Regions from separate parts of the Homo sapiens genome. Here region 2 is linked to region 1. A link is an interaction called in ENCODE POLR2A ChIA-PET data of the cell type or tissue named here. Cell type or tissue: Panc1. All regions are shown on one strand.

Region 1 (2,500 bases):
CCGCCTGCGCCTCCGTGTGGGAGGAGAACTTCACGAAAGCACAGCCTGCTCCAAGAGAAGAAGAAGAGGTAGAGGGTGATGGGGTCACAGGACTGGCTGAGCGGGGGCCACAGGAGAGGGGACACAGAGACCTACATGGCCAGTGTCAGACACATGCAGCCAGAGAGAACTGATAACAGAAAGACAGCCAGCCGTTTGCTCAGACGGACAGCTGGACAATCAGCCAGATCAAGGGTCAGAATGGAGGAGAATCACACAGACAGACAGCCACAGTTAGACAAAGACCTGGTCACCCACACAGCCAGCCAGGCTAATGCAGACAGACAGCCACACACACAGAGACCACCAGACACAGGTGAATGGAAACACAGTCCCACCGACAAAGTCCATAGAACATACAGAGGCCACTGCACCTGGCTCCAGACTGGTAGAGTACTATGGAAGGGCCAGCCATATTGTGGAGGGAGGGGGTGGAATGTTCTGGAATTACATAGTGGTGATGGTTGCACGGTTTTATGAATAGAAAAAAAAAGCACTTCATTGTACATTTTTAAAGGGTGAATTTGGTAGGATGTGGAAGACATCTCAATTTTTTTCTTTTTTTGAGTCAGAGTCTTGCTCCGTCACCCAGGCTAGAGTGCAGTGGCGTGATCTCGGCTCACTGCAACATCTGCCTCCCGGGTTCAAGCAATGCTCTTCCTCAACCTCCCGAGTAGTTGGGATTACAGGCGCCTGCCACCACGCCCAGCTAATTTTTGTATTTTTTGTAGAGACGGGTTTCACCATCTTGGCCAGGCTGGTCTTGAACTCCTGATCTCGTGATCCACCTGCCTCAGCCTCCCAAAGTGCTGGGATTACAGGCGTGAGCCACCACGCCCAGCCCTCAATTTTAAAAAGGAAGAACCAGGTAATGGTCTGAAACCGTCAGACACATTCAGTTCTAGTAAGGTAAGAAAGACCAGAGTGGAGTCGGTCCCACATGATGAGCTCTGTGGACAGAGACCGCCAGACACCGTCATTTGGACTCTCAGGCAGGAAGATAGACAGACAGACACAACCAGAGACCACCAGTCAGTCATATGGACAAATCACATAGACAGAACCAGGAGGAAACAGTTTTACGAATAGTCAGGTGGAGGAATCTGAGACCACAGGGCACAGGTAACTCTGTCCGTGGAGAAGCCCCGCCCCTCCCCAGACCCCGCCCCATCACAAGCCACGCCCCTGCATCCCTACTCACAGGCAGCACCTGGAGAAGCCCCCCCGCCTCCCACCAGACACCGCCTCATCCCAAGGTACTGCCCCTGCATCCCCATCCATAAGCAGCCCCTGGAGAAGCCTTGCCCTTCCCCAAGGCCACGCCTCTGCATCTCCGCCCACCCCACCGCAGCCCCGCCCCTCTTCAGGGCCCGTCCCCACAGCCAGCATGCAGAGAGAGCATGCAGGTAGGATCAAGCGGGACCAGTCTCTGCTCCACCCAACCCCTGTGAACCAGCTTCTCCCAGCCAGCCCCAGCCTCCTATTGGCCTGGCCCCGCCCCACCTGGCCAGCCCCACCCCCTATATGCTCAGCCCCGACCCTTCCCAGGGCCTCTCCCCCTGGAGCCAGTCCCTCCTAACTCTACGTATTTCACCCCTCCCTGCAGTACCTCCCCTACCCAAGACCCCACCCTTGCAGCCTCACCCACAGACTTCAGCTCTGGAGAAGCCTCGGGCCTCTCCAGGGCTACATCCTCAGAGCCAGCTCCTCCCCACCCCTGCAGCCACACCTCTCCCCAAGGGCCCACCTTTGGAGAAGCCCCACCCCTCCCCAGGGCCCTGCCCCACAGGCCCCGCCCTCAGAGGCAGCTCCTCCCCACCCTGCAGCCCCATCCCCTCCCCAGGCCCCGCCCCTGCAATTCCGCCCCTCTCCAAGGCCCCGCCCCTGCAGCCTCACCCACAGACTCCACCCCTGGAGAAGCCCCGCCCCTCCCCAGGGTCCCACCCCAGAGCCAGCTCCTCCCCATGCTGCAGGCCCCACCCTCCCCACAGGCCCCGCCCCCAGAGCTAGCCCGGCCCCTCTCGCAGTCCCGCCCCGGCCCCCGCCAGTCACCTTTGCTGCTGCCGTCAGGCCCCCGGAGCACGGTGCACTCGTCAATGACCCCGAAGGGCTGGAACAGCCGCAGCACGTCCTCCTCCGACTGCTGCTTGTTCAGCATCCCCACGAACAGCTTCCGGTCCCCTGTGGGCGGCGACACCCACCTCAGCCGAGTCCCCGGCCTCCGGGAGGGCCTCCGGGATTCCTCCCTCCCTCCAGCAGAGTGGAGGCGGCAGGGCAGGAAGACGCGGCGCCCGGGCCCTGCCGGCTCCGGTTCTGCGCGTGCGAGGGAGGACCCAGCCGCGCCCTTTCCCTGCCCCGGATCTCTCCACCCTCCCACGGGCCCTGCACGCTCCCATCTCCCGGCCTTTGCCCAGGTGGCGCCCCCGCCTGGAATGCCCTCCCTGCAGTCTTTTGGGGTCTC
Region 2 (2,500 bases), 150 kb after region 1:
GCTCACTGCAAGCTCTACCTCCCAGGTTCAAGCAATTCTTCTGCCTCAGCCTCCCGAGTAGCTGGGATTACAGGTGCGAGCCGCCGTGCCCGCCTAATTTTTGTATTTTTAGTAGAGACAAAGTTTCCGCCCTGTTGGCCAGGCTGGTCTTGAACTCCTGGCCTCAAGTGATCCACCTATCTCAGCCTCCCAAAATGCTGGGATTACAGGCGGATGCCACCGCGCCCGGCCCTAATTTTTTTATTTTTGTAGAGATGGGTTTCTCTGTGTTGCCTAGGCTGCTCAGGAGCTCCTGGCCTCCCAGCTCAGCCTCTCAAAACGTTGGGATTACAGGCGTGAGCCACCGCACCTGGTCCAGAAAGTAGCTTTTGAGACTGGCTTCTTTCAGTTAGCATTTGCGATTCCTCTGTGTTGCCGAGTGTATCAGAAGTTCGTTGCTTTGGATGGTCCAGTGGTATTTCCCTGTGTGGATGCATTCCCCTTTATCCAACCGTGAGGGGCATTTGGTTGCTTCCAGTTTGAGGTGATCATGAACAGAGCTGCTATATACATTTGTGTACATATTTTTTTCTTTTTTTTCTTTTCTTTTCTTTTTTTTTTTTTTTGAGACAGCGTTTTGCTCTTGTTGCCCAGGCTAGAGTGTAATGGCGTGATCTTGGCTCATTGCAACCTCCCCCTTCCATGTTCAAGTGATTCTCCTGCCTCAGCCTCCCGAGTAGCTGGAATTACAGGCATGTGCCACCACGCCCAGCTAATTTTTGTAGTTTTAGTAGAGACGGGGGTTTCACCATGTTGGCCAGGCTGGTCTTGAACTCTTGACCTCAGGTGATCCACCCACCTCAGCCTCCCAAAGTGCTGGGATTACAGGCATGAGACACCACACCTGGCCAATAGTATTTTTGTTGTTGTTGTTTAGCTGTGGTTTGTTACAGATGCCCTTTATCAGGTTGAGGAAGTTCCTTTCTACTCCTAATTTGCTTAGAATTTTTATCATGAATGAAAGTTGAATTGTATCAAATGTATTTTCTTTATCTATTGATATGATCATGTAGTTTTTCTTTCGTCTGTTAATATGGCAAGTTATATTGACTGATTTTCCAATGTTGAGCTTGTCTTGTATTCCTGGGATAAATGCCACCTGGTGGTGAGGTGGTTTTCTTTCTGTATATCACTGGATTTCATTATTTCACTTGCTAATATTTTGTTAAGGATTTTAGTATCTATGTTTTTGAGTATACTGATCTGTAATTTCCCTGTACTGTCTTTAATTTTGGTATCAGGATAATACTGGCCTCTTAAAATGAGTTGGGAAGTATTCCATCCTCTTCTATTTTCTGAAACAGATTGTGAAGAATTTGATGTTATTTTTTCTTTAAATGTTTGATAGGATTCACCACTAAAACCATCTGGGCCTAAAGTTTTATTTTATTTTTCATTTTTTATTGTTGTTGTTGTTTGAGACAGAGTCTCGCTCTGTCACCCAGGCTGGAGTGCAGTGGCATGATCTTGGCTCACTGCAAGCTCTGCCTCCCGGGTTCACGCCATTCTCCTATATCAACCTCCCAAATAGCTGGGACTACAGGCACCCACCACCATGCCCAGCTAATTTTTTCGTATTTTTAGTAGAGACGAGGTTTCACCGCGTTAGCCGGAATGGTCTTGATCTCCTGACCTCGTGATCCACCCGCCTTAGCCTCCCAAATGTTTTATTCTTTAGAAGACTTTAACTTCAAATTCTGTTTCTTTAATACGTATAGGACTGTTCAGGTTTTCTGTTTCTTCCTGAGTGAGTTTTGGTAGCTTGTGTCTCTCGAGAAATTGGTCCATTTCCTTTAAGTTGTCAAATTTATGTGCATACACTTATTTGTAGTATTCCCTTATTATCCTTTAAATTTCTTTAGGGTGAGTAATGATATCCCCTCCTTTGTGCCTGTTGCTGGTAATTTCTTTTTCTCTCTGGAGGGTGAATCTAGACTAAAGGTTTATCAATTTCATTAATTTTTTTCAAAGAACCAGCTTATGGCTTTATTGATTTTTCTATACTGTTTTTCTATTTTTTATTCCATTGATTTCTATTCTATTATTTTCTCTTTAGTTTGTGTTTAGTTTGCTCTTCTCTTTCTAATTTCTTGGGAGTAGAAGCTTAAAATATTAGACCTTTCAGGCCAGGCGCAGTGGCTCACAGCTGTAATCCCAAAAATTTGGGAAGCTGAGGCAGGTGGATCACCTGAGGTCAGGAGTTCAAGACCAGCCTGGACAACATGGAGAAACCCTGTCACTACTAAAATACAAAAATTAGCCAGATGTGGTGGCAGGTGCCTGTAATTCCAGCTACTCAGGAGGCTGAGACAGGAGAATCACTTGAACCTGGGAGGCAGAGGTTGCAGTAAGCCGAGATTGCACCATTGCACTCCAGCCTGAGCAACAGAGCAAGACTCCATCTCAAAAAAAAAAAAAAAAAAAAAATCCTCAAAATCATGGTGAATTTTTGCCAGTTTTG

Evidence for each region. Peaks named below come from ENCODE experiments on the same cell type or tissue, not always from the same donor. Only the 100,000 strongest peaks of a DNase experiment are listed, where the experiment ranks them.
Region 2: POLR2A ChIA-PET joins it to region 1 with 10 read pairs; 3 of 35 experiments call an interaction of 5 or more read pairs at or near these places.

The regions. Positions count from the first base shown.
Region 1 is chr19:3,275,576-3,278,075 of GRCh38, reverse strand. It overlaps CELF5 (CUGBP Elav-like family member 5), which reads right to left. Exons shown (of 13, transcript NM_021938.4): 4 at 2,092-2,220; 5 at 1-45. Among named protein-coding and RNA genes, the nearest start is that of CELF5, 52 kb to the right of the region's middle. RefSeq lists silencers at 1,774-2,073, 2,304-2,433. In Panc1, a CTCF peak has its summit at 2,493 (motif pointing left); no DNase peak of the experiment used is centred here; H3K4me3 peaks cover 634 bases.
Region 2 is chr19:3,127,933-3,130,432 of GRCh38, reverse strand. No RefSeq gene overlaps it. Among named protein-coding and RNA genes, the nearest start is that of GNA15, 6.8 kb to the left of the region's middle. In Panc1, no CTCF peak of the experiment used is centred here; a DNase peak (open chromatin) is centred at 1,078.